Linked DNA regions of Homo sapiens: region 2 is linked to region 1. A link is an interaction called in ENCODE POLR2A ChIA-PET data of the cell type or tissue named here. Cell type or tissue: GM12878. All regions are shown on one strand.

Region 1 (4,000 bases):
TCTCTACATACAATGTCAGCAGTGTGCAACGATGGTGAGGAATTCTTGTCGTTTTTAAATAAAAGAAAGAGGAAAATAATTTGCATTCCATCAATGATAAGTAAAAACAAAAGAAGGACGTCAAAATAAAGTAACTTCTCTGAGCTTGTGAATAGCAGAAAAACCAGTCAGTTCTCTCAAGAATTCATGACTTAGAGACTTATTTAGTGACAATTAACCCATTACTACTCTATACTATTACCGAGGCCTTTCTGTGGATTTGGTCTCATTTTTAAGCCTTGTGCTATTTTCTAAAGGCATCAACATCGCACATGTCTACCATTGCAACCTTCATTTATAATCAGATCTCTACCAAGCCTCTGCTTTTGGCACTGTACAGAACTTCTTTTGTCATACAATGTTCTTATGGTACAAAATTCTTTGTGTCGTCTTCCTTGAATCTTCCCATCAAGTTTCCCTCTCCTCAGATGGACTGATGGAGGAGCAAAATTCGGCTTCTGAACACTGCCTGACAAGCACTTCCCTCCCTGCAAGGCCCAGCTCTCTTATAGGATGCTAAGGGACCTTCCTGGATTCCTCTGGAAAGTTAGCTGCATACTACTGGGGGCTGGTTCCCAGATCACTGAGTCTGTGGTCTCAGCCAGAAACACAAGACACATTGCTCTTCAATTTGTTTAGAAATGTGTCTCCCTGTGAGAATATGTGCTCTTTGAGGGTAAGAATCAGTCCCATAATTTTGAGATTCCCCAGGTACCAGCATAGTACACTAGATCATAGTCACCTTTTAGTAAATATTTGTCAAATAAAGAAATGTGAGTGAATAGACAGTAAAATGCCTGACACCTATACTGATACATTTCAAAAAACAACAAACACAAACACACACACACACACAGTGGAAGACTATCTCCATTCAGGGAAACTCTTGTATTTCTTCATCCTTTAAACATTTCTTGCTTTCTCTCTTAGTTTTATGGTAGCTTTCTGTAAGATTTGTGGGTGCTTATAAGATCATGCTATTTGTAAAAGAGTGTATGTTCCTTTTAACAGAAGTATGGACTAGTGAAAGCACTGTCTTAGAGTGTGTTTGTGTACCATCACAGGTTTGTAGCACAGAAGGGTCCTCAGGGAAATAAAATCTACTCCAGTAAAATGATAAAACTAAGACAAATGAACAGGTAATGAGGGAAGACCAGAAAGAGAACATCCATATATACAGTTTCTTTTGCTTATGATGGTTATCAGAAGCTCAACCACATTAGGTATCAATTATTATGAGTTCTATGACAGTATGTGGACTTTTAAAATTAAGTGGCTTATATAAATAGCTCACACCACAATGGAAGAGAAAGGAAGATAGTTAGCAGAAGAAGTGTGAAGATTCGGAAAGACTAATAAAAATGATTTTTAAATGATGAAGGGCTAAATGTATTTCCCGCAGATGCTATTTGATGACCTATCAGGTACAAAACACACACACACACACACACACACACACACACACACACACTTCAGCAAAGAGGAACAGGATGAAAACATGGATTCTACTTGTGTAACAAAGAGAAAATGGAAACGCTAATTAAGATTTTTAAAGAAAGAATGTTCTAAAATGTGTTAAACGAAGGGAAAGAGGGGAAATAGATATTTTCAAACTACGAAGAAAGACTACAGTATAAAGACCTAACCTACAAGTCCAGTATTTGCTCCCAGAGTGGCTGCCACACAGTGGACGTGTGATCAGTTCTTCAACAGGTTGTAAGGAAACCTCAACTGTTTTGGAGGAAATAACTCGGTACACCCCAAGGACCATGCAAAGCCTTGATAATAGCACAACAGCATCCTTCTACCCCTTCTTCTCTCCTTATTGGTTGATGCTGGACTGTATTTGTGCTGACAGTGGAAGGTTTTTTGACAACGTATGGACAGTTCTATAGAGCAAAATATAAGTATCTAGAAAAACAACATCAATATAATTAAAAATCAGATTAAAAATTAGGATTCAAAACACTAACAAAGAGGAAAATGGCAAAATATCAAGCACTCAGCTTACAATTGGAGATGGTCTACAACATGACAGTCTGGAATGTAAAAAGGAAGCAGGATATTGAAGAGGGAGCACCACCGCAAGTGAGAAAAGAGCCAGGGAGAGAGACGTCAGTCAATACACCAGAAGAGAAAATGGACATAGGGAAGCCCAATGCCCAGATACTCATCAATGAGGCAAGAGCTTCATGGGCGCCCACTATTATTAACTAGGTAGAATAAGAAGTTTACCAGGTAGGGAAAACCAGAAGGTGGGGAAGGGAAGGAGGCTGAGGAGTAACTCTTGGAGGTTTAAAAAAAATGTTAGAAAAGGTGAGCATCCGGAGTCCATGACAAAGCGAAGATTATTCATAGGCCTGGGCAAAGTCAAGAGATGAAGGAAGGAAGTCTTTCTTCCTGTGCGGGGTGGGGAGAGCAGCAGCAGCAAACTTTATCACTAGGTTGAAAGGGGAAATAACAGAAACAAAACTGCTGTTTGTATTGATGGCAGTCACACAGGGGAAATCTGGTTCCTCTTTCTATGAGTGAAGAAAGAGGTCAGGGGAGGTACTTGGCACTAAAGGATGATATAACCTTGAAAGGACTGGCTCAGGGAGGACAAGAGAATGGTGTGTGTGTGTGTGTGTGTGTGTGTGTGTGTGTGTGTGTGTGTGAAGGGGAGACCTGGTGGAGTGTGAATGGCAATATGCTATGGGAGTCGTTTTCACTCAAAAAGGAATAGCAAAACCCTCTCATACAGAGAAAATGACAGGGCGCAAGGAGCTCAAAAATGAAGAGGAGCCTTCCACTTCTAACAAGAACACACTAGATGTAAATTGGCAATGCTGAAAGAGCAGTGAGTCCCAGAGCCAGAAGGAACTTTCCTAAGGTATCCAGCCCGTGGATAGTCTAAATGTCCCACGTAGATGTGACAAGCCAGGAATGATCCCAATTTACCTAGCTCCAGAATTGCCTGATCTTCTTCTTGACTCAATGCCCCCAACCTCACATTCATCCCCTTGCTTCCCATTTCTAGCTAGTAGGTAACAGCACTGAGCCCGTTCAAATTTCTCACAGACAGTCTCTATTCATTCTGACATTATCTCTCCAGTAAGTCCTACTCTGGTTATCAAACTTTCTGTAGTCTGGAGAACAAACAAATCCCTAATATGGTCATTCTTTTCATGCTGAGAGATCAAACTCATCCTATTACTGGGATCAGTAATAGTAAATGCAACCCTGACACCGACAGGAGAGAGTCGTCAGGTACATTACCACTTTTCTTCACAGCTGCCCCTATGAATGCCATGAAGGACCACGGAATTAGGGATGGAATAAATTCGAGGATTTGATGAAAAACAAAACAAAAAAATAGGGCTCCCTTTGATTGTCATCCTTAGACAAAATTTGATACTCTTTGCACTACCATATGATTATATCCCCTGATTTTCTAAGATTAAAGTCCATTAGAGTTAGAAATTGGAACTCTCAAGCCGAAGTCAAGAAAACAAATCATGTCTGGTTTTAGAGGTGCCAGAATGATACAATGGACTTTGGAGACTTCGGGGAAAGGGTGGGAGGCGGGTGAGGGATAAAATACTACAAATTGGGGCTGCGCGTGGTGGCTCACGCCTGTAATCCCAGCACTTTGGGAGGACAAGGTGGGCGGATCACAAGGTCAGGAGCTCGAGACCATCCTGGTTAACACGGTGAAACCCCGTCTCTACTAAAAATACAAAAAATTAGCCGAGTGTGGTGGCGGGTGCCTGTAGTCCCAGCTACTCAGGAGGCTGAGGCAGGAGAATGGCATGAACCCGGGAGGCGGAGCTTGCAGTGAGCCGAGATTGCACCCCTGCACTCCTGCCTGGGTGACAGAGTGAGACTTGTCTCAAAAAAAAAAAAAACTAAAAATTGGGTACAGTGTATACTGCTCGGGTGATGGGTACACCCAAATCTCACAAATCACCACTGAAAAACT
Region 2 (4,000 bases), 220 kb before region 1:
GAAGTCTACCATATTACTTTATAAAATGTTTTCTGTATGCCAGTAAACTGAAAATATGGATCAACAACAACAACAAAATGCGTCTTGACACAGTTTTGAGGCCCTATGTAGGGGTTAGTCAATTTTCACTGAGCAATCGGTTAAGCCCATATCCCCAACCACCTCCCTTATGAGACTCTCACCCTCCTGGCCACCATACACTTTTCCTAATTACTCTAAGGGCAGGTATCAGATAACCAGAGGCAGCTCCTATACCCTGGAGCCCACTGAAAGTGCTCAAATTAGTCAATCCTAAGCCTGCGTATCCTGCCTCATCCATTCCTTCCTGCAGAAACCACAATAAAGACACTTGTCTTCCCTCTTCCTTTGCCTCACGACCAACCTTGGTGCTTCCCCTGAGTGGCCCTGTGTGGCATATTGTGTTCTTCCCAGAGAACTGTCAGTATAAGAAACTGTAAAACTCTTTCTGGTTTCTGTCTGTTGATCTGCATCTGGCCTCACCAGGTAATATAACTAAAACAGTATTAAATTAATACTGAGTTGGAAGAATAACAATTTGTATTTAATATAAATGCTTTTCCAGCCATAATCTTTGAGGCACAAATGAAATAATGGATACAACTTTAAAGAATGACAATTCCTTGTAAATGTAGGGTATTATAGTTGACTCTTAAACAACATGAGTTTGAACTATATGGCTCAACTTGTACATGAATATTTCTCAGTAAATATATTTGAAAATGTTTTAGAGATTTATGACAATTTGAAAAAAACTTGAAGATGAACCTTGTAGCCTAGAAATATCTAATATTTTCTAAAAGTTAGGTATGTCATGAATGCATAAAATATATGTAGACACTAGTCCGTTTTATCATTTACTACCATAAAGTGTACATGAATCTGTTATTAAAGTTTGTTAAAATGTACACAAACACTTAAAGACTGCACATGAGAGAAATGTAAACAAATGTAAAGATGAAGTATTAAATCATAATTGCATAAAATTAACTGTAGTACATACTTTACTACTGTAATCATTTCATAGCCACCTATTGTTGCTACCGTGGTGAGCTCAAGTGTTGTGTATTCACTGAAAACACCATTTGGTGCTAATCATCTCCACAGGAGCAGTTCGTCTCTCTAGTAAATTGCATATGGCAGTAAAAAGTGATCTCTCACATTTCTTGTGTATTTTTCATCATGTTTAGTGCAATACTGTAAACTTTGAGTAACATCATGAGACCTATATGAAGTGCCACTAATGATGCTGGAAATGCTCCCAAGAAGCATAGAAAAGTCATGACATTATGAGAAAAAGTTGATTTGCTTGATATGTACCATAGACTAAGATCTGCAGCTGCAGTTGCCCACCATTTCAAATGAATCCACTGTAAGGACCATTATATAAAAAGAAAAGAAAATGTGTGAAGCTGTCACTGCAGCTATACCAGCAGGCACAAAAACCTTGCACTTTTTGCGAAATACCTTTTTATCTCATATTGAAAAATGCAGCTTTTATGTGTGTGCAGGATTGCTATAAGAAAGGCATACCTATAGACTTTGAGATTAAATTTAATTTAAGATTTGAGAAAAGCAAAGTCATTATATGACAGTTTAAAGCAAAATGAAGGTGAAAGATCTAAAACTGGAGAATTTAATGTCAGCAAAAGATGGTTTGATAATTTTAGAAAGAGGTTTGGCTTTAAAAATGTCAAGCTAATAGGAGAAGCAGCTTCTGCCAACCAAGAGGCAGCAGATAAGCTGCCAGACACCATTAAGAAAATTGTTAAAGAGAAAGGACATCTCCCTGAACAGGTTTTTAATGCAGACAAAAGAGCCATATTCTATTTTTTTAAAGTGCCACAAAGGACATTTATTTTGCAAATGCAGTTGCGTTTATGATCAGGACTTCCCTTGTCTATAAAGCTGCTAACCTTTGAGCCTTGAAAAGAAAGGTAAGCACCAGTTGCCAGTATTTCGGCTGTACAACAAGAAAGCCTGGACAATGAGAACACTTTTTCTGGACTGGTTCCATCTATGCTTCATCTTTGAAGTCAGCAAGTATCTTGCCATTAAGCGATTGCCTTTTAAAGTTCTTTTGATATTGGACAATGTTCCTGGCCACTCAAAACCACGTGAGTTCAACACCTAAGGTGTCGAAGTGGTCTGTTTGCCTGAAAACACAATGTTTCTAATTCAGCCTCTAGATCAGAGGTTATAAGGGTCTTTAAGTCTCATTACACATGGTTCTCTATGGAAGGGACTGTCAATGCTATGGAAGAGAACATCGACAGAGGTAGCATCTTGAAAAGCTGGAAGGATTACATCATTGAAGATAACATTGTTGCTATAGAAAAAGCTGTCGAAGCCATCAAGCCCAACTAAATTCCTGCTGAAGGAAACTGTTTCCAGATGTTGTGCATGACTTCACAGAATTTATAACAGAGTCAATCAAGGAAATCATAAAAGAAATTGTGAATATGACAAAAAGGGTGGTGGATGAAGAATTTCAAGATACAGATCTTGTAGAAATTCAAGAGCTAATAGACATCACACCAAAGGAATTAACAGAAGACAACTTGATGGAGATGAGTGCTTCTGAACCAGTGCCAGATGATGAAAAAGAAGATGTTGAAGAAGCTGTGCCAGAAAACAAATTGACATTGGACAATCTGATGGAAGCATCCCAATTTTTCAAGACTTATTTTGACTTATTTTACAACATGGGCCCTTCTATAATATGGGCACTGAAATGAAAGCAAACAGTGGGAGAAGGATTGGTATCATATAGAAACATTTTTATAGAAATGAAAAAGCAAAAAAGTCACATTGCAATGTATTTCCATAAAGCTACACCAATTGTGTCTGCCTTTCTTGCCTTCCCTTTCTCCTCCTCCACCTCTTCCACCTTTGCCACTCTGAAACAGCAAGACTAACCCCTCATCTTCCTCCTCTTCCTCAGCCTACTCAACATGAAGACAACAAAGATGAAGACCTTCCTAATGATCCACTTCCACTTAATGACCAGCAAATAGATTTGCCTATCTTATAATTTTCTTAATAACATTTTCTTTTCTCTAGCTTTCCTTATTGTAAATGTAGAGTATACAGTGCATATGATATAGAAAATATGTGTTAGTCAACTGTTTATGTTATCAGTAAGGCTTCCAGTCAATAGTAGGCTATTAGTAGTTATGTTTTGGGGGGAAGTAATAAGTTATACATGAATTTTTGACTGGGTAAGCTGTCAGTACCCCTAACTCCCACATTATTCTAGGGTTAACACTGCCACGATATTACCTTCCTAGATATATTGCTGATCTGTTTCAGACCTTCATCATATATTATTTAGACAACTAAAATACAATTAATTCAGTTATTGATTAGCTTTACGAATATCAGTTGAGTTCTCTACTATATGCCAAACTCTTTACTAGTTACTGAAGCACTTTATTAGAATAAGACATGTTTTTCTTGCCTTCAAGAATCTTACATTTGAATTAGAGTTACATATGCAAGTAATTAATTACAATGTAATGTTATAGATGGATAATAAAAAATAATCATGAAAGCAGAGGAAGGAGACTCCTTGGTTATCTGGGGGAAGAAGAACTTCACAGAAGCTGATATTTGAAGTGTTTTGAAGGACAAATTGGAGACAGAAAACAGACTGATAATCTTAAAATTCCAGATAAAATGTGGCAAACATCCCTTTAAATAGACATTTGAGACCATAAGAAAGCAAAGGAGTTACACAGAATTCAAAAAATAAAGAAGTTCTATTTCTGGAATGGCAACATAAGAGGTTCCATGGACACATTCAACAGTGAAACTGAGGAAAATTACTTTAAAATAACCATTTAAAGGCAGTGGAAATTGTCCTAAGTGTATATAGCAAATGAGGAAACATTTATTCGGGAAAACATACCAAAACTTGGTAAGAACAGCAGGGGTCTGTGGTATTTGATCTATAAGCCTACTTTCACCCTTCCTGCTTCTG

What was found. Peaks named below come from ENCODE experiments on the same cell type or tissue, not always from the same donor. Only the 100,000 strongest peaks of a DNase experiment are listed, where the experiment ranks them.
Region 2: POLR2A ChIA-PET joins it to region 1 with 5 read pairs; 2 of 35 experiments call an interaction of 5 or more read pairs at or near these places.

What each region holds. Positions count from the first base shown.
Region 1 is chrX:45,751,315-45,755,314 of GRCh38, forward strand. MIR222HG (miR222/221 cluster host gene) reads right to left here. Exons shown (of 2, transcript NR_170290.1): 2 at 1-4,000. Among named protein-coding and RNA genes, the nearest start is that of MIR222, 6.2 kb to the left of the region's middle. In GM12878, no CTCF peak of the experiment used is centred here; a DNase peak (open chromatin) is centred at 2,497.
Region 2 is chrX:45,528,791-45,532,790 of GRCh38, forward strand. No RefSeq gene overlaps it. Among named protein-coding and RNA genes, the nearest start is that of LINC01204, 25 kb to the left of the region's middle. In GM12878, no CTCF peak of the experiment used is centred here; no DNase peak of the experiment used is centred here.